Linked DNA regions of Homo sapiens: region 2 is linked to region 1. A link is an interaction called in ENCODE POLR2A ChIA-PET data of the cell type or tissue named here. Cell type or tissue: PC-3. All regions are shown on one strand. Links, peaks and the distances in the headings refer to the core of each region. The heading gives the core; the rest is flanking DNA.

Region 1 (10,094 bases), core at 1,334-9,333:
GGGCAGATAAAGGGGCAGTGGTTAGAGTTAAGTTTTAAATAGGATGGTCAGGGTGGCCTCAATGAGAAGGTGAAATTCAAAGACTTGAAGGAAGTGAGGAAATTCATCATGGGGAGGGATAAAGGGCAATTCAGGAAGAGAGATCAGCCAGTGCAAAGATCCTGAGGCAGGTGCATGCCTTACTTGCCAAAGGAACAGCAAGGAGACCAGTGTGCTGGAGTAGAGTGAGTGGAGCAACAGGGGAAGAAGTAGAAGGTGGGGTCAAGGATGTGTTAAGTGCCAGATAATATAGGGCCTTAAAGATTTTTGAAGGACTTTGGCTTTTACTCTATGTGTCATGGGAGGTCATTGCAGAGTTTTAGGCAGAGGAATAACAGTGATTTGACTTAGGTTTAAAAAGTATCCCTTTGACTGACGTGTTGGAAATAGACCATGGCTGGGTGGAGAGGTCAGGGGAGAAAGTGAGTACAAGCGTAGAAGCAGGTAGACTAGTTGGAAGGTTATTTTGGTAATCCAGATGAGAGAGGATGGTTGACGATGGCTCAGACCAAGATGGCGGCAGTATTACTGAACCGAACCTCCCCCGGCACGGTAAAGCCAAACATCTACACTGAAGTTTGCAGTAGGAGAAAGGAGGGCGTTTATTTGCAGGATGCCAAGCAAGGAGAAACAAGCAGTTCACACTGAAGATCCGACCTCCTGGATGGCTTATAAACAAGGATTTTTAAAGGCAGGGGTACATTTTAGGAAAGTAGAAGTTACAGGCAAAATCAGAGGTCAATCCATGGAAACTATACCTTGGTTTGGACCCTGAAATTGGGATATCTTGAGGATCAGGGGGCCTTACAGGTGGACTTAGAGATTCTTTGATTTGTAATTGGTAAAAAAAAAAAGGAAGGCTTTTTCAAAAACTTGAGGTCAGCAGGAAGGAGTGTTAAGGTTTGGCCTGTGGGCCTGACTCTCTCTAGGCCCCTCAGGAAAAGATTTATAATCAAGGGCAGTGGTCAGAGTTGAGTCCTCAGTTCTCCCTTATCTATTATGTCTACTCAATGGTGGTCAGCATTTTCCATCTGGTGGATTCTGGGTTTCTGAAACCAACTCAGGGACATATGTTAAGATGTTATCTTTAGTTTCTATAGGGAACCAAACATCCTGTGGCTCTAACCTTCTTGGGTGGCTATTATTTTAAGGTATTTTTACCTTCCTGTTTATTAAGTTCTTCAGTTACTTCTCAAGGCTAGCTAGGTGCCTGGTATTTCTCTTGAAGGGACTCAAGATTTTCCTTTATTTCCATGTTTGGGGGTGGTGGGCAGAAGCCTCCTGAGACAGGGTCCCTGCTCTGTCTCAGCAGTGATGAGATGTGGCCAATCCTATTCTAATATATTTTGAAGGTTGAACAGCTGATGGGTTGGCCGTAGGGTATAATAAAAGAGAATAGTCAAGGATACCTCCAAGGCTTTCTGCCTGAGCAACTGGAAGGATGGAGATGCCACAACTGAGATGGGGAAAGTGTAGGTGGAGCAACTTTGGGGGACACTCACCCTCTCTGAGTCTTGCCTGTTAAATGGCTGGTTCAGATAGGGTGTGTGAATCAATTTGGACTGCTATAACAAAATACCTTAGACTGGGTAACTTAGAAACAACAGAAATTTATTTCTGTCGGTCCTGGGGGGCTGGGAAGTCTAAAATCAAGGCACCAGTAGATTCAGTGTCTGGGGAGAGCTCTCTGCTTTATAGACAGCATCTTCTTGTGGCATCCTCACATGATAAAAGGGGCAAACACTGTGTCCTCAGATGGCATAAGGGCTGGGGAGCTCCCTTCAACCTCTTTAATGAAGACACTAATCCCATTCATGATGGAAGAGCCTTCATGACTTAATCACTTCCCCAAAGTCCCTACCTCTTAATACCAACACAATGGAGATTAGGTTTCAACATGAATTTTGGAGGGACACATTTCAGACCATTTCACCTCTATCTTTAGGAGATTAGTCCCATAGTTTGAGAGTAAAGCAAGGTCAGGAAGGGAGCAATGTAGCATTCATCCTTCTTTATTAACTCTGCCTGGAACAGGGATGAGATCTTGTTTCCATCACCTCTTTGGCCATTGGGTTCCACTCCAATTCGCTTTCAATAAAAAGGTTAGGGGTAGATGGTGAGGGACAGGAACAGGTGATAACCATGTATTAGTTATCTATTGGTGCATAACAGAATTACCACAAACTCCTGACCTACAGAAACTATGAGATGATAAATGTGTGTTGTTTCTTAGTGGCCTGAGACAGCACACACTTATCATCTCATAGCTTCTGTAGGTCAGGAGTCTGGACACAACTTAGCAGGGTCCTTTGCCAGGCTGCAATCAAGGCATCAGCCAGGACTGGAGGTCTGTGTTCTCATCTGGAAGCTCAACTGTGGAAGGACCCACCACCCCACCTATGTTGGTTGTTGGTAGCATTCAATTCCTTGTGGTTGTAGGACTGAGAGCTTCAAATTCTTGCTGGCTGTCAACTGAGGCTGCCCTCAGCAACTAGAGGCTCCCCTCCACTCCTTGCCACCACATAGGCCACCTACATGGCCACTTGCTCCTTCATAGTCATCAAGGAAAAGCATAAGAGACAGTCCTGCACAATGGGCATTTCAGTCTTGTTTAATGCAATCACATACATCCTGTCACCTTTGCTGTACTCTGTTGGCTAGAAGCAAGTCACAGGCCCCATCTACACAATCAAGGGGAGGGGATTACACAAGAATATGACTACCAGGAAGTGGGGATCATGGGGGCCACCCTAGAGTCTGTCTGCCACTAAAGTGCCTACTACGTGCCAATTCTGTACTAAGCACATTCATACGCATAGCCCACTTTCAGTCTCTCAATCCCTTTACATGGTGCTTTTATTTGCCCCAGTTTTATGAGGAAACTCACACTTAGAGAGATGAAGCTGGAGCACTGCGGCTTGGTGTTCAAACATGAATCTGTCTGTCTCTGAGTCTGGGCTCTTTCTATGGCATCTAAACTGAATCACCCCAGGGAAGGAGGTATGGGGAGCAGGAAGGTGTGATTCAAGACTCTGTATATGTCTCCCCCTCTCTTTCTCTCTCCCAACCCCAGTCTCCAGTCGGAAGAAGGCTGTAGAGGCAAAATGCAGCCTGGCCTGCGAGTACCTGAGTGAGGAGGATTACATGGACTTGCTGTGGACCACCCTCTCTGAGTTTCCAGGTGAGGGACCTGTGCAAGGTGAAGCTGTGTCAGGCAAGCCTGGGAATATGGCAATTGTTCAGCTGGTGGCTCTGTCTACCCTACCTGGAAGCAAATCCCATTTTTAGTCAGCGAGGGACTTTGTTTTTCAATCCTTAACTATAAGTTGTCAAGAACTGTGAAGGGGCTGAGATGTTACCCTACTTGAAGGCTGTCAAGTTAAGCTGCCCAGTTTCATGCATGCTGGCAGAAGACATGAGACTCCTGGGTCAGAGACAAAAGACTATTATAGCAAGCAGCTTGAGTAGTACCTTGGTGACTGTTTCCCTTGCCCCCAAGTCCCATGGGGATGATGAGGAAGGACCCACGTGGAGGCTACACATGCAATGGATTTTCAACACAGCTGGGGAACCCCAAGCTTAGGGAACCCAAATATTTTATAATAGCCTGCCAGAAACCTCCCTAAGGGAGACATCATCTTTATTATATTGGACGATAAGCCAACCTGCCCTTTGCTCCAGAGGGAAACAGTATCCCTATCTTCCAAGGTTGTTTGCTGTACAAACAACTCTGACATGGTAGCCTGGTCCAAAAGGGCAGCTGATCCCTCTGCTCATAAGATGTGTAGAAATATGAGAAACCCATGGAGAATCATCCTCCAACACCAGGCACACTGGAAAGGAACAGTAGAGTGTCAAAAATCCAAACCTGCACGTGATGCAAAGGTGATCTATCTTTTTTTCTTTTAAGAGGAATAATTATTACAACTACAATAACTTCTAGTATTTATTGAGTACCTGTTGTATGCCAAGGCCTGTGTTAAATGTCTTACAGATGCAATCTTATTTAATCTTGTGAAGTCGTTTAGTTATTCCCATTTTACAGCTGAAGAAACTGAGGCTCAGAGTGGTGACATAATTTGCCCAGTGTAGCAGAAACTGTTCCCGCAACTTGCAACTGCTAGGATTCTGTGCCTGAAGACTATCTCAGAAGGAATGAGAAGTGTCTGTATCTAAAAGCAAGCAAGGTAGCTGGAAGTGCCAAGGAGTTAGCACCTGGGAGCAGCCTTTAAACAATACTGTGGGATTTGGTGGACAAATACCCCAGCGTCCTTGCCCATCAGCAGGAAAACTCCAAGGCGCATGTTCTATGCTGGCTTTTGAGTCCCCCAGTGGAATTCAGCTCCAGTTGCCCACAGTAGTGGGCAACTGCTTGATACCCACCTTTTGTTTGTTGCTTTCCCTTCCCAAATTTACTTCCCCACTCTCCTGCTGGTCCTTTCTTGGATTACCTCCCAAGTCGATGCCTTGCACTTGCATCCTTGTCTCAGGGTTTGCTTCTGGGAAAACCCAACTATGATACTGAGTACCCCACAGCAGGCAGCGCTAAGACCTGTGCTGCCACCCTAGAATTCAGAGTCTTCAGTCCCATACTACACTGTCTATCTTTCCTCTAAAACCCTTTCCCCACACAGCTTAGTAGGTAAGAATGAAGGCTAGAAGTTAAACTCAGCATTTGCAATCTCCATTTCTGTGACTTTAAGAAAGTCACATTACATGACATTTCTGTAACTGGAAGCAGTCACCATTTCTGTGATTTTACCTCTCTGAAACCCAGATTCTTCTTTATTTACTATGTGTATTGTTTTATTTGGTTTTGTTCATTAATGTGCCCCAACCTCCTGGAACAGTTCCTGACACACAGTAGGTGCTCATTGACTGAATAACTGTGGAAAAATGCTATTTGATAAATTAATAGCATGTATTTTAGAGGATCGTTTTGATGACTAAACAAGATTATGGATGTAAAAATGGGGCCGGGCATGGTGGCTCATGCCTGTAATCCTGGTGCTTTGGGAGGCCAAGGCAGGCAGATTACCTGAGGTCAGGAGTTCGAGAGCAGCCTGGCCAAATGATGAAACTCCATCTCTACTAAAACTACAAAAATTAGCTGGGCATGATGGCGTGCACCTGTAGTCCCAGCTACTCAGCAGGCTGAGGCACAGGAATCGCTTGAACCCAGGAGGCGGAGATTGCAATAAGCTGATATCACACGCACCACTGCGCCCCACCCTGGGTGACAGAGTGAAGCTCTGTCAAAAAAAAAAAAAAAAAAAGATGTAAAAATGCTTATCTCAAATTCAGTTATTATTATTACTAATAAGCACTATGCTATACTGCCTCTACTGAGGTAGAGTGTGTTATTTTTTAGGCCCATTTTATAGAAGAAGAAAATGAGGCTCAGAGGAGGTAAGGGACTAGCCCAAGACCACATGGCAAGTTAAAGGGAAAATGAGGCATTAGAACCCAGACATCCTGTTCCCTGGATTCAGTGAATGTCATCATTCAGGCTCCTGCTGGTGCCTGGGTTAGTTATCTATTGCCAGGTAACAAATCATCCCAAAAATGTAGTGGCTTAAAACAATGCACACTTATGATCTCACAGTTGTTGTGGCTTCTCTGGGTGTTCTACTTCAGCATATTTCATGTGGCTGCAATCAAGGCATTGGCCCAGGGTCTGTAGTCTCATCTGAAAGCTCAGCTGGGGCAGGATCCACTCCCATGCTTACTGACATGGTTGCTGGCAAGATTCCATTCCTTGAAGGTTTTTGCACTGAGGGCCTCAGTTCCTTGCTGGCTGTTGGCCAGAGGCTACCTTCAGTTCCTTGCCAACTGGCCTTCTCCATCAAAGCAAATATATGAGAAGGGCCAGGGAAAGAGAACACCAAGACAGAAGTCACAGTCTTTTATCACCTGACCTCAAAAGTGACACCTTATCACTTTTGCTGTCTTCTAGTCATTAGAAGTGAGTCACTAAGTCTAGTCCACCCTCCAGGGGAGGGGATGATACAGGCTGTGCTACGAGGATGGAGGGCATTGGGAATCACATCGGAAGCTGCCTATCTCTCCCCACTCCCCTTCCAGGTGTCCTTGTGACTCTGTGGATTATTGACCGCCTGGGGCGCAAGAAGACCATGGCCCTGTGCTTTGTCATCTTCTCCTTCTGCAGCCTCCTGCTGTTTATCTGTGTTGGAAGGTAGGTGATCTGCAAGCCTAGGTATGAGTTTGAGCACAGGTGGAGGTGTGGGTGCAGGTGTGGGTGCAGGCCCAGGTAGATGTGCGGGCCAGGTGTTAATGTAAGCCCAGGTGGAGGTGCAGGCCCAAGTGTGGGTGTAGGTGTGAATATGGGTACAGGTACAGGTGTGAGTGCATGTGTTGGTGTATGCCCAGGTATGGGTGCAGACCCAGGTGTGTGTATAGACCCAAGTGTGGGCACAGGTGTGGGTATAGGCCCAGGTGTGGGTGCAGGCCCAGGTGTGGGTATAGGCCCAGGTGTGGGTATAGGCCCAAGTGTGGGTGCAGGTATAGGTGCAGGCCCAGGTGTGGGTGCAGGCCCAGGTGTGGGTATTGGCCCAAGTGTGGGTACAGGTGGGGTAGATGCCCAGATGTGGGTGTAAGCTCAAGTGTAGGTACAGGTGTGGGTGAGGCTCAGGTGTGGGTGTAAGCCCAAGTGTGGGTGTAAGCCCAAGTGTAGGTACAAGTGTGGGTGAGGCCCAGGTGTGGGTATTGGCCCAAGTATGGGTGCAGGTGTGGGTGCAGGTAGGGGTACAGACCCAGGTGTGAGTGTAGGCCCAAGTGTGGGTGTAGGGTGTGGGTGCCGGCCCAGGTTGCGGGTATTGGCCCAAGTGTGGGTACAAGTGGGGGTGCAGGTGTCAGTGCAGGCCCAGGAGTGGGTGCAGATACAGGTAAAAAGGTGTAGGTGTTCATTAGGACTGAGGGTCATGGCTGCCTCACAACTGGATAAAAGATCAGGGTCTCTGATGGGGGTTGTAGTCAGGGGAGAACTTTGGCCCCAGTTTTGCTCTAATGATGCCATATTTAGACTTTTGATATCATCTCCCAATGAGATCATAAATGTAGCTATTTATATATATGTTAAAACTGTTAACTTGTTCAATGGAAATATTTCAAATAGATCGTTTTGTAATCCCGTTTTAACATTTCTCCATTTTTCCATTTGCCAAGAGCCTCAAAATATAGAAATGGCTTATGCCTCTATTGATCTCTGAGAGGCCCCAGACCACACCTAGTGAGGAATCTGTGGGCCACCTCCTGGTCTGAGGAAGATTGGGAGATGTAGCTTCGACCCTGAAATGTTAGTGTTCTGGGACATTTATGGGAACAATGGGACAGAGGGTTGGGATCAGAATTATCCTAAGAATACTAAATAGTGGTTTACTTTCCCCAGCTCAGCTGGCCCCTGGCTCAATTCCTGCTCCACCCTCAGCCAAATTCCTGTCTGAGCTTTCCACTATTTATATCACTTCTCCCTAATCTTGTGCCCATCCTGGGCACCACAGGTGTTCCCATCTCTCAGCCTGTTACTTTGAGGAATGATTAACTTACAAAAGCAGGACTGTCAAGATGATACTGAAATATGTGTGCCTGCATGTCTGTATCAATGAGCATCGGGGAGGGGTAACCTTTGCCAATTGCTAGGGCATTGATACTGCCTGGGAAGATAGGACTATGCTGAAACAAGCAGACAGAAAAAAATGCCATCATCTGCCTTTATCCTCCTCCTAGAAATGTGCTCACTCTGTTACTCTTCATTGCAAGAGCGTTTATTTCTGGAGGCTTTCAAGCGGCATATGTTTACACACCTGAGGTAGGAGGGGTGTCTGGGAGCTGCTGGGGAACGGGCAGTGGGGGGAGAGTGGCTGTGGGGGATGCTCTGCTTCCAGAAACCATTAAAAAGAATGAGGTGGTGGGCGCGGTAGCTCATGCCTATAATCCCAACACTTTGGGAGGCCGAGGCAGGAGGATCACTTGAGCCCGGATGTTTGAGACCAGCCTGAGCAACATAGCAAGACCCTCTCTCTAAAAAAATAAAATAAAAATGAGCCAGGCTGTGGTGGCGCACACCTGTAGTTCCAGCTACTCAGAAGGCTGAGGTGGGAGGATCACTTGAGCCTAGGAGTTGAAGGCTGCAGTGAGCCATGGTCATGCCACTGTACTCCAGCCTGGGCAATGGAGCAAAACCCTATCTCAAAAAAAAAAAAAAGAATGAGGTGGATGTCTATGTATTGATGTGGACAAGATTTTAAGACATACTACTGAATGGAAAAGGCAGATTGCAGAATATGTATGATATGATACCATTTATGTATTTTACTTTCTATTTTCCATGTGTATATTTTTGAACATATCTGGGAAGATACATTCCAAAGATATCCCTGATAGTAGGGCCCTATGAGGAGAATTTTCCTGGCAGTGGAAGTAGATCAGGAGAGAATTTAGGCATTTTGATTTTTTACAAGGAGGATATATTTCTATATTGTTTATGTAATTGAGTAAATTGAAATATCATGTAGAAATGCATATGGTATGCACTGAAGAAGTATGTGCTGAATAAGTAAGTGAATGAAGATATATGTGCAATATATAATCCAGAAAAGGCTAGAGGAATATACATAAAAATGTGACAAATCTCGAGTGTTGAGATCCTGAATGAGTTTTATATTTTCCTCTTTAAGTTTTTATTCTTTGCAAGCTTTCTACACTGAGCATTGCATTTGTTAAAACATGTTAGCTAATGTAACAGGGAACCCCCAGAGTGGAGGGTTTTGATACGAGAGCAGCTTCTCACTTATAAAAGAGCCCAGGCCAGGCACAGTGGTTCACGCCTGTAAACCCAGCACTTCGGGAGGCCGAGGCAGGTGGATCGCTTGAGCTCAGGAGTTCAAGACCAACCTGGGTAACATGGTGAAACCTCATCCCTAAAAAACATACAAAAATTAGCTGGGAGTGGTGGCACATGCCTGTTGTCCCAGCTACTCGGGGTGGGGCTGAGGTGGGAGGATCACTTGAACCCGGGGAGGTCGAGGCTGCAGTGAGCCATGATTGTGCCACTGCACTCCAGCCTGAATGACAGAGTGAGACCCTGTCTCAAATAAATAAGTAAATAAAATACTATAAAATAAAAGAGTCCAATATGGGTGTTCTAGGTTGGGGGACAGCTTTCCTCCTCCAGTGATTTGGGAACCCAGGCTCCTCGCATCGTGTGCCTTTCTTATCCAGGGATCTTGCCCCAGGGGACATTTGGCAATGCCTGGGAATATTTTGGATTGTCATAAGGTGGCATGGGGAGGCAGAAGGGCTGCTGGAATCTCGTGGGTAGAGGCCAGGGATGCTGCCAAACATCCTACAACGCACAGCAACCCCCACCCCCATGACAAAGAATGAGCCATCCCAAAACATCCACAGTGCCCAGGCTGAGAAGCCCTCTGGCTTAGGGCCATGGAGTCCTTCTCGCAGCCAGCAGACATGGGAAGGGAGAGGAGAAAACATACCCTTCTTAATTACCTTGGGCTGGAAGATGCACAATCCCTTCTCACTTTGCCACTTAACAAAGCACGTGGCCCCTACTGGGTACAAACTGAGAGACTGTAAACATTTCCATCTCTCTCTTTATGAAGTCCCTTGAAAACCTGTGACCCAGGCTTCAAGGTGAACGCATGAGAAGAAGGTAGAGAGCAACCCCTGAGTTGTGAACTTGTGGCAGTTCCTGGTGGAGGAGTCTTTGGGGAGCCCCCCCCAGGACAGAGTGGACCCCTTTACTGGGTTCCCACCCGCAGCTCAGCCTCTTGCCCTAGGTCTGAGTTGAGCCTCCCATGCCCTTTGGGGTGAGGATCCCTGTCCCTTAAGGGCGTCACCAGCACTGGAGGGATTTGCCCTGACTTCCGGCCTGCCCCTGAGGTTGGTCCTATCAGCTTGGAGCTGGAGTGGTGGGAGGAACCTGCATGTCCCCATGCCTATATCCGGCTGCTGTGTTTCAGGTCTACCCCACGGCAACGCGGGCCCTCGGCCTGGGCACCTGCAGCGGCATGGCAAGA
Region 2 (10,094 bases), core at 1,167-9,166, 100 kb before region 1:
GGTGCGCACCTACGGTCTACTACAGGAAGCTACTCAGGAGGCTGAGGTGGAAGGATCACTTGAGCTTGGGAGGTTGAGGCTGCAGTGAGCCATGATCATGTCACTGCATTCCAGCCTGAGTGACAGAGACCCTGTCTCAAAAAAAAAAAAAATTCTGTTGTGTAAGCCACCAAGACTATGATATTTTGTTATGGCAACTGACCTGGCTAAGACATATGTATTTACCACAATAAAAATTATTTTTAGGCCAGGTCTGGTGGCTCACAACTGTATCCCAGCACTTTGGGAGGCCAAGGCGGGTGGATCACTTGAGCCCAGGAGTTCGAGACCAGCCTGGGCAACACAGTGAAGCCCTGTCTCTACCAAAAATACAAAAATTAGCAAGGTGTGATGGCATGCGCCTGCAGTCCCAGCTACTCAGGAGGCTGAGGTGGGAGGATGATTTGAGCCTGGGAAGTGGAGGTAGCAGTTAGCTGAGATTGCATCATTGCACTCCAGCCTGGGCAACAGAGCCAGACCCTGTTTCAAAAAATTTATTTTAATTAAAAAATTATTTAAAAGAATCATGGTAGTAAGATACACATGGTTTTAAAAATAAAATAGTACCAAAAATTTACAACTTAAAAAACGCTTCATGCCAGGGTCAGTGGCTCACACCTGTAATGCCAGCACCTTTGGCCAAGGTGGGAGGATCCCTTGAGCCCAGGAGTTTGAGATCGGCCTGGGCAATGAAGCAAAACTCCATCTCTACAAAAAATACAAAAATTAGCCAGGTGTGGTGGTGCACACTTGTAGTCCTAGCTACTCGGGAGGCTGAGGTGGGAGAATCGCTAGAGCTGGGCTGAGGCAGGAGGATTACTGTCCAGGCTGCAGTGAGCTGTGATCACACCACTGCACTCCAGCCTGGGTGACAGAGCAAGACCCTGTCAAAAAAAAAAAGTGGCAGTTCCACTTCCACCCACTCTCAGTCTTTTAGCTGCTTCTTTTAGTATCTACAGGCAAATTTCTATATGAGATACTCATATGGCTAGTTTTTGTTTTCTCAATTTTGGACATGTTCTGTTGATTTCCATAAACTTGAGGAGGATTTAGTTTTTCCCAATACCATCTATTTTTCTTATCCTTCATAGGCCAGCTAACATTTTAAGGTAGTAGAAAAGATATTGATTTGGGGGCTGGGGGGTGAAGAGAGCAACATAATGATAAGCACTGTATTAGTCAGAGCTCTCCGGATAGACAAAACCAACAAGATAAATAATATCTTCATATAATATAATATATTACATAGATATAAATATAAGGTATCTCTCATATAATACATGAAGGGATTTATCAGGGGAATTGGCCAACATAATTAGGGAGGCTGAGAATTTCCATAACAGACCATTTGCAAGCTAGAAACCCTGGGATGCTGGGCCAAATTCAAGGGCCCAAAAACCCAAGGGGGCCACACATGTAAGTCTTGGTTTCTAAAGACTAAAGAGCCTGCAGTTCTGATGTCCAAGGGCAGGAGAAGAAACAGCTCCTGGAGAAAGAGATCAACTCACCTTTCCTCTGTTTCTGTTCTGTCTGGGCCTCTAGCTGATTTGATGGTGCTCATTCACACATCGAGGGCAGATCTTCCTGAACTTTGTCCACTCAGACTCACACAGCAATCTCCTCTTGAAACACCCTTACAGACACACCAAAAAATGCTGCTTTAGGCTGGTGTGGTGGTTCACGCCTGTAATCCCAGCACTTTGGGGGGCCAAGGCAGGTGGATCACGAGATCAGGAGATCGAGACCATCCTGGCTAACATGGTGAAATCCTGTCAATACTAAAAATACAAAAAATTAGCCCAGGGTGGTGGTGGGCGCCTGTAGTCCCAGCTACTCAGGAGGCTGAGGCAGGAGAATGGCATGAACCTGGGAAGCAGAGCTTGCAGTGAGCTGAGATCGCGCCACTGCACTCCAGCCTGGGAGACAGAGCGAGACTCGGTCTCGGGAAAAAAAAAATGCTGCTTTACCAGTTCTCTAGGTATTCCTTAAACCCACCAAGTTGATACTTAAAATTAATCATTGTGGCCGGGCACGGTGGCTCAAGCCTGCAATCCCAGCACTTTGGGAGGCCGAGGCAGGTTGATTGCTTGAGCTCACGAGTTTGAGGCCAGCCTGGGCAACATGATGATACCCCCTCTCTATAAAAAATACAAAAATTAGCCTGGCATGGTGGCGCACACCTGTAATCCCAGCTATTCGGGAGGCTGAGGTGGGAGGATGGCTTGAGCCTGAAAGGTGGAGGTGGCAATGAGCTGAGATCACACCACCACACTCCAGCCTGGATGATAGAGCCAGATCTTGTCTCAAAAAATAAAATTAAAATAAATTAATTTAACCATTGCAACAGCTAACACTTATTATGTGCCATCCAAGTGTGTGGTCCTTCACCTCCATTTTATCTTTGATTCTGACCACCACCCTATGAAGTAGTTATGGTTATTGATCCCCGTATTTCTGATGAGGAAATGCAAGCACGGAAAGTTAGACAACCTGCTCGAGGTTACCCACCCAGGAAGAGGTGGAGCTGGGAAGAGAGTCCCCAGGACTGAGCCTGCTTTAACCACTCTCCAGTTCCAGGCTGCAAACTCCCTTTTTCCTTTGAAGGAACTTGACTTGGTCTCTGTTGAACATCAAAAAATACTGATTGGCCAGTCGCGGTGGTGATCACACCTGTAATCCCAGCACTTTGGGAGGCCGAGGCAGGTGGATCACAAGGTCAGGAGTTCAAGACCAGCCTGGCCAAGATGGTGAAACCCCGTCTCTACTAGAAATACAAAAAAATTAGCCAGGCATGGTGGCGGGCACCTGTAATCCCAGGTACTTGGGAGGCCGAGGCAGAGAATTGCTTGAATCCGGGAGGTGGAGGTAGCAGTGAGCCGAGATTGCGCCATTGCACTCCAGCCTGGGTGACAGAGAGAGACTCTGTCTCAAAAAAAAAAAAAAAAAAAAAAAGTCCTGATTAAGGCACATGAGTAGAAGCTGAAATGGGATGATAAGGGGGCTATTTATTTATTTATTTATTTATTGAGACAGAGTTTCGCTCTATCACCCAGGCTGGAGTGCAGTGGCGCGATCTCAGCTCATTGCAACCTCTGCTTCCTGGCTTCAAGCGATTTTCCTGCCTCAGCCTCTCGAGTAGCTGGGACTACAGGTCTGTGCCACCACACCTGGCTAAGTTTTTTTATTTTCAAGTGGAGACGAGGTTTTGCCATGTTGGCCAGGCTGGTCTGGAACTCCTGACCTCAAGTGATCCATCCGCCTCGGCCTCCCAGAGTGCTGGGATTATAGGCGTGAGCCATGGTACCCGACCCCTAAGAGGGCTGTTTAGAGTGAGCATAATGAATATTCATAGAGCCCTAGAGAGCCCCACCTGACACCAGGATTGAGGGAAAAGGGGTAATTAAAGCAAAAACCTTCAGAGACATTTGAATCCATAATCGAAAAGGTACCAGGTTGTCCAGCTCCCTTTCCCAGCTATGCAACAATGGGGATACTGACAAGTGTTTGGATTGGATGTCTTTAGATAAGTGTCCACCCTCTTAGCCAATCAGCTGTGGCCAGGAATCATGTGATACCAAATGTAGTGCACAGCAGGGATGGGGGAGAGATTCCTTTAGAAATAAGTGTGGGTGGGACAACTTGTGATTGACTCCAGTATGAGGTGAGAAGGAGCCATGAATAAGTTCAAACTATCATTGTGACAGACACATAGTTGTTGCTCATTAATATTTACTAGATAAATAATACATTGGAGCTTGAGTACCACTGTATAATTGGTTTTCCCAACATTAGATTTGTTTAAAGTTATCCAATGTTTCAATAGTTCCAATTTCTCCTACTATACCCGCAATGGATGGTTTCTTTTGAGACACTCAGAGAAAGCCTAGCATTTAAGGGCGCAGGTTGTGGAGATAGACTGCCGGGGTTTTAAGTCCAGATCAACTCTTTCCTGTCCTCATGACCTTGTGCAAGCAAATCTACCCTTCTCTGAGCCTTGTTTCCTCATCTTACAAAATAAGGATAAAAATCACACCTGCTCATAGGATTGTTGCAAAGATCAAGGGGACCATGGTGAAGTACATATCCGGGTGCCTGGCACACATTCAATTTTGGATTTTCAAGTCCTTTTATGGATTCGATGTGAGATTGTTTTCAGTTCTCAGATTGGTTTTCTTGTTCCCTCTTCCAACTTCCCCCACCCTTTGTCAACAATTAAAGAAAAAAAGAAAAAAATGTTTCCTTCTTCCTTTAGTTCCTTGTAAGTGTCCATTCAACGGTCATTCTCATAGCTTTTGCCAGTTGCCATCATGGATCATCTTAGTAGTTTTCTGTTGTATAATTTTCCAGCTTTTCTTTTCATTTGTTCACACTTGATCAGGGGTTTCCACTTCATGGTGCTGGGGAGCTTTTAAAAAATACCCTGAGGCCGGGCGCAATGGCTCACATCTATAATCCCAGCATTTTGGGAGGCCGAGATGGGAGGATTGCTTGAGGCCAGGAGTTCTAGATCAGCCTGGGCAACAAAGCAAGACCCCATCTCTACAATAAATAAATTAGCTGGGTATGCTGGGATGAGCCTGTGATCCCAGCTACTAGGGAGGTTGAGGTGGGAGGATTGCTTTAGCCCAGGTGGTTGGGGCTGTAATGAGCCATGATCATGCCACTGCAACTCCAGCCTGGGCAACAGAGCAAGAACTTGTCTCAAAAATAAATAAATAAATATTGAAAAAATAAAAAATACCCAGGCTTGGCCTCCACCTCCCGAGAGTTGAGTTCAATTGGTTTGAAATGGAGCCAGGCAATTCTTATATGCAGCCTGAACTGAGAACCATTTATTCAACAAATATTTATGGGGTACCTTCTATGTGCCAGACACTGTTCTAGTACTTGGGACACATCAGTGAAACCTCATGGAGCTTAAGTTCTAAAGGGGTCAGAAATTCTAGTGAGAGGTGGCTTAGGGGAACCATTAAACTATCTAGGATCTTGAAGGCAGAGACTTTATTTTACTCATGTTTTTATTCCCCAGGGTCAGGGCTGTAGAATTCACCCAATAACGCTTGTTGAAAGAATGAGTGATCTTTGGCCTTCTCATACCTAATTTACATTTTTCTTTTCTTGATTCATTTCACTAGACCCTTAGCTCCACGATGACAATGACAGGTCGAATTTGTTCTGTCATACCCCCAGTGCCTATTACAGTGCCTGGCACATAGGTGCTCAGTAAACCGTACTTAAATGCATGCCTGTATTTGTTACAGCAGCCTGGGTTTCAAGAGTGTTATACGGATAACATTAATGAATCCACGCAAATAAACATTTAGACACGCATCGTCAATCAAAGGGTGCTCACTGGTACCCGGACAACCATTTCACAGACTGGTGTGCCCTATAGGCATCCCAGTGATACACCATCAGCCAGAGAGCCTGTGAACTCTTCCAAGCAGAAGGGCTCTCCCTGCCCCCTCTCCCCGCGCAGCTCGCTCTGCCCTCCGCCTCCTCTTCTCCGCCCACTCTCGCCGCGGTCTCCTGGCGGCGGAGGCTTTGTCTCGTGGGCTGGTCCCCAGCGGCTCCCTCCCCGAACAGCTGCTGCTCCAGGGAGGAAGCGGCGCGGGTGCTGTCCAGCTTCCCGGTGCTGAAAACCGGAGGGCTCGTCATCCACCACTACCATGTAAGGGCCATGAGAAGGGCTCATCCTGGCGCAGCGCGGACATGGAGGAGGACTTATTCCAGCTAAGGCAGCTGCCGTGAGTATCATGGGGGCGAGCAAGAGGCAGACAGGCTTTCTTTTAAAAAACGAAAACCTGCAAGGGGGGTGGGGGGGGGTACATCTCTGCATGGTTTCTTGAATTTAAAGGGAACTGTTTCAGAGGAAGGAATTAGGGCCTGGAGGAGACAAGCCATTTTCTTTCCCCAGCAGCCCAGCCTCTGTATCTCTGACTCAGTTCCATTTATCAGATCTGTCAGGACCTTATGGGGGAACCACGGGGGTTATGATTCCCCTTTTAATTGCTCTCAATCCTAAAAGGATTTTCAGATGTGAGCTTTAAGAAAGCATTAGCTGCTGTTTTGAAATGTGGACAGAATTGGTGAGTCTATGCAATGACATCGGTCCTTTCCAGCCCTAATCCTATGCTGTGAAATCCATAATTTTTCTGCAAGGTCTTTTGGAAGGGAATGATACTGATGCTGCAAACTGGTTGATAAAAAAAACTGGGATGCCTTCCTAGAGGAGAGGGTTGGGCAAAGTCCTGTTGTTTATGAAGTGTGTGAATGAGAGGGCTGTGCACGGTCGGTGAAACCTCTTGCCTTCTTCTGAATGAAAGGTTTTTGTAGCAGCTAGCTAGAGTGAGACTCACTGTCGGAACATCAGGAATATACTGCTTTGAGGATGGCGATTTTTAAGAAAAACCAAATTTGCTCTGAGAATCTGGGGGAAATATCAAGCAACCGAAAGGACAGGGGCCTTGTAGAGGGGCTTACAGATTTTTCCTACCACAAGCAGATAGTGATTTGTTAAGTAAATTCCAAGAGTATGAGAGGGGGCATTAAAAAGAACATTGGTGGGGCAGGGGTTGTTTTAATTTTTAGAAGCACTAGCCATTTGAGTGGTAAGAGTAGATTCCCTTTGGGATTGTTAGAAAGGATAAATTATAGTTAGTGTGTGTGTATTTTCTTGATTTTAAAAATGGTGGATTATTTTTTTCTATAATCTACTGAGGAATTCTCCCAAGTGACTTTTAGTGTGACTGATACAGTTCTCTGAGGCTGTGAGTACTGAAGGGGATTGTAATGTTTACTTTTCAATCAGAGTAAAATTAGTTTTCACCAAAATTTTTAATTAATTTAAAATTTGCTTTAAAGTTTTACTAATTGATCCACAAATAGTATATCTGATTATGTAATACAGCATTATTTCACAAATGCTAGAGGATGTTCAGTAATAATATCCAGACGTAGATATAACAGTACATAAAAATGTAAAGGTCTGATTACAAATTTCCCAAGGAAAACATACAACTTTTATTGAGAATAAATATCATGTTCAAAAATAAAATGATTACCCCCAATAAAAAATAATTTAATATCAGAAATGTGAACTTTGGTACTCAGAATTAGACTACATATTGGAACTGTGGTTTTCCTGGGATAAATTTTTCAATAATGTCAGAGGATGTGAACTTTTCAAAGATTCATGTGTATATGAACTTTGCAAAAGGGTCATGTATATTTAATCTACTAATATATAGACCTGACATTATCATGACAATTCCTTCTTTAATTAAAAAAAGCAAAAATAAGAAGTTTTCACTTATTTAAATGTAAAAATTTAGGTTTTTATAGGAATATAATACAATGTACCAATAAATAAAGGTAAATAAAGTTCAAAGAGAAGCACAAGAATAAAGAGTAAGTCTCCTTTCTTTTCAAACCCCAGTTCTATTCCCCAGAGTTAAGTTTCTTGATTATTCTTTCTGGTGCTTAATAGGCATAAATACATATATTATCTATTAGGCCAAATTGTGTACTGGTTAAGTACATTATCTCTTGAATCAGACATACTTGGGTTCAAATCCTTACTATGCCACTTCCTGGCTGTGTGACTTTAAGCAAGTGACTTAACCTTTCTGAGACTCAGTTTCCTTAGCTACACAATGAGGATCATAACAGTACTTAATTCATAAGGTTATTGTGAAGATCAAATGAGATAATGTATGCCAAATGCCGGGCAGACACAAAGCACTCAATGCATATTAGCTATTACTATTATTACATCTGAAAAATCATTTATATAAACAAAATATGTAGGTTTACTGTACTGGACTCCCTCAAAATCTTAATCTGCAAACCCCAAATGACATTTGAATGAAGTCAAAATTAGCCCTGAAATGTGTTGACCTCAATTTCTAAAAAAAGAGTAAGCTAAAAGGAATGGCCACATGAATCTGAGTGGGTTACAAATCACGATTTAGATGTTTTTTAAACCACACCCTTCGTATATTATGCACAGATTGCAGGCAGCAGATTTCCCGAGAGCAATATGGCTAAAAAAAAATTCAGAGTGCCTTGTAGAGGGTTGGCAAGAGTGGACTTTGGAATAGGCTCAGTCCCGTGGGAGGCCAAGTGTTAGCAGATTATAAGCCACTAAGTAGTTCACATGGTTGGGGAATGGGGAAAGGGAGTGAGGGAGTCTAAGAAACAGTCCTTCCTCACACTTGAAGGAACCCTCACACAGCTCTGGGGTGGTTCATTTGAGACCACAAAAGACCATTGTTTTTCACATGCTGTCCACTCTGGGACAGCACCACATAGAGGAGATTTGGGAGGCTGAGAGTTTGCATCCAGTTCTGCCTTTTTGTGTGACCTTGTGCAAATCAGACTTTTCTAGGTCTGTTCTTTCTAGGATGATTTCTTGAAAGCAAGTTTGCAGACACTGATTGATCGATTCATTCATTCATTCATTCATTCATTCATCCATCCATTCTTTCACTGATTTACTTAGATACCATCCTAGGTACAAAGGATTCTACAGCTGAGTAAGGTAGAATGGTTCTTGCGCTTAAGCACCTCGCAATCTAGAGCTGCAATGTCCAATAGTACATTTAGCCACTAGCTACATGTGGCTATTTAAATTTAAACTTAAATGAATTTAAAGTATGCATTTTGTACATGAAATAATTTATATAGTATAATAAAGAATATAAAATGTATATATAATATACAATAGAAAATATGTGGCCAGGTGCAGTGGGTCATGCCTATAATCCCAGCACTTTGGGAGACCGAGGTGGGTGGATCATTTGAGGTCAGCAGTTCGAGACAAGCCTGACCAACATGGTGAAACACTGTCTCTACTAAAAATACAAAAAAAATTAGTCAGGCATGGTGGCACATCCCAGCTACTTGGGAGGCTGAGGCAGGAGAATCTCTTGAACCTGGGAGGCAGAGGTTGCGGTGAGCAAAGATTGTGCCACTGCACTCCAGCCTGGGCAACACAGTGAGACTCTGTCTCAAAAAAAATGTGTGTGTATATATATAATGTAAAATTTTAAAAAAATCTGTCCCTCAGTCATACTAACCACATTTCAAATACTCAATAGCTACATGTGGCTAGTGGCTACTATATTGGACAGCATACGTGTAGGCCAGCAGTCCCCAACTTTTTTGGCTCCAGGGACTGGTTTCTTGGAAGACAATTTTTCCATGGATGGGGGTGGTTAGGTAGGGGGATGGGGTTGGGGTTTCAGGATAAAACCATTCCACCTCAGATCTTCAGGCATTAGATTCTCATAAGGAGCCTGCAACTTAGACCCCTTGTGTGTCAGTTCACAATAGGGTTCACGCTCCTATGAGAATCTAATGCCGCTGCTGATTGACAGGAGGTGGAGCTTGGGCGGTAATGCTCACTCACCCAAGGCTCACTGTGCAGCCCGGTTCCTAACAGGCCAGAGACCGTTACGGGTCCTTGGCCCAGGGATTGGGGACCCCTGGTCTAGGACATTTCCATAATTGCAGAAAGTTCTATTGGACAGCACTGGTTTGGTAGGAGGGAGGACACTGAACACATCATTGCAAATAATTATGAGAATTGTCTTAAGTGCTATCAAGAACTACTGCAAGCCTGGGGAATATATTGAGACCTGTTACTACTAAAAAAATTTTTTTCTTAATTAGCCAGGTCTGGTGGCTCATGCCTGTGGCCCCAACTACTAGGGAGGCTGAGGCAGGAGGATTGCTTGAGCCTGGGGGTTCAAGGCTGCAATGAGCCATGATCATGACACTGCACTCCAGCCTGAGTGACAGAGTGAGATCCTGTCTCAAAAAAAAAAAAAAAAGAACTAATGCAGGGTACAGGTAAGGAAACTAGTTTTAGATGGGAGGTGGGTATCAGGGAAGGCTTCCCTGAGGAAGTGACATTTGACCTGATCCTCTGGAGATATGATTTCAGGAAAAAGAGAGAGGATTAAGAACATTCCAGGAAGAAGAAACTGTATGGGTAAAAGCCCTGAATTGGGAAAAAAGCTTGGTGTGTCTCAAAATCAGCCAAAAGATCA

What was found. Peaks named below come from ENCODE experiments on the same cell type or tissue, not always from the same donor. Only the 100,000 strongest peaks of a DNase experiment are listed, where the experiment ranks them.
Region 2: POLR2A ChIA-PET joins it to region 1 with 11 read pairs; 2 of 35 experiments call an interaction of 5 or more read pairs at or near these places.

Annotation. Positions count from the first base shown.
Region 1 is chr12:108,915,816-108,925,909 of GRCh38, reverse strand. It overlaps SVOP (SV2 related protein), which reads left to right. Exons shown (of 16, transcript NM_018711.5): 12 at 3,113-3,220; 13 at 6,124-6,235; 14 at 7,786-7,867; 15 at 10,038-10,094. Among named protein-coding and RNA genes, the nearest start is that of DAO, 41 kb to the right of the region's middle. RefSeq lists an enhancer at 7,336-7,851. In PC-3, for the core only: no CTCF peak of the experiment used is centred there; no DNase peak of the experiment used is centred there; H3K27me3 peaks cover 3,497 bases.
Region 2 is chr12:109,016,526-109,026,619 of GRCh38, reverse strand. It overlaps SVOP (SV2 related protein), which reads left to right and starts at 5,552. Exons shown (of 16, transcript NM_018711.5): 1 at 5,552-5,786. The coding sequence starts at 5,752. It also overlaps a transcript of USP30 not described here. In PC-3, for the core only: no CTCF peak of the experiment used is centred there; a DNase peak (open chromatin) is centred at 5,659.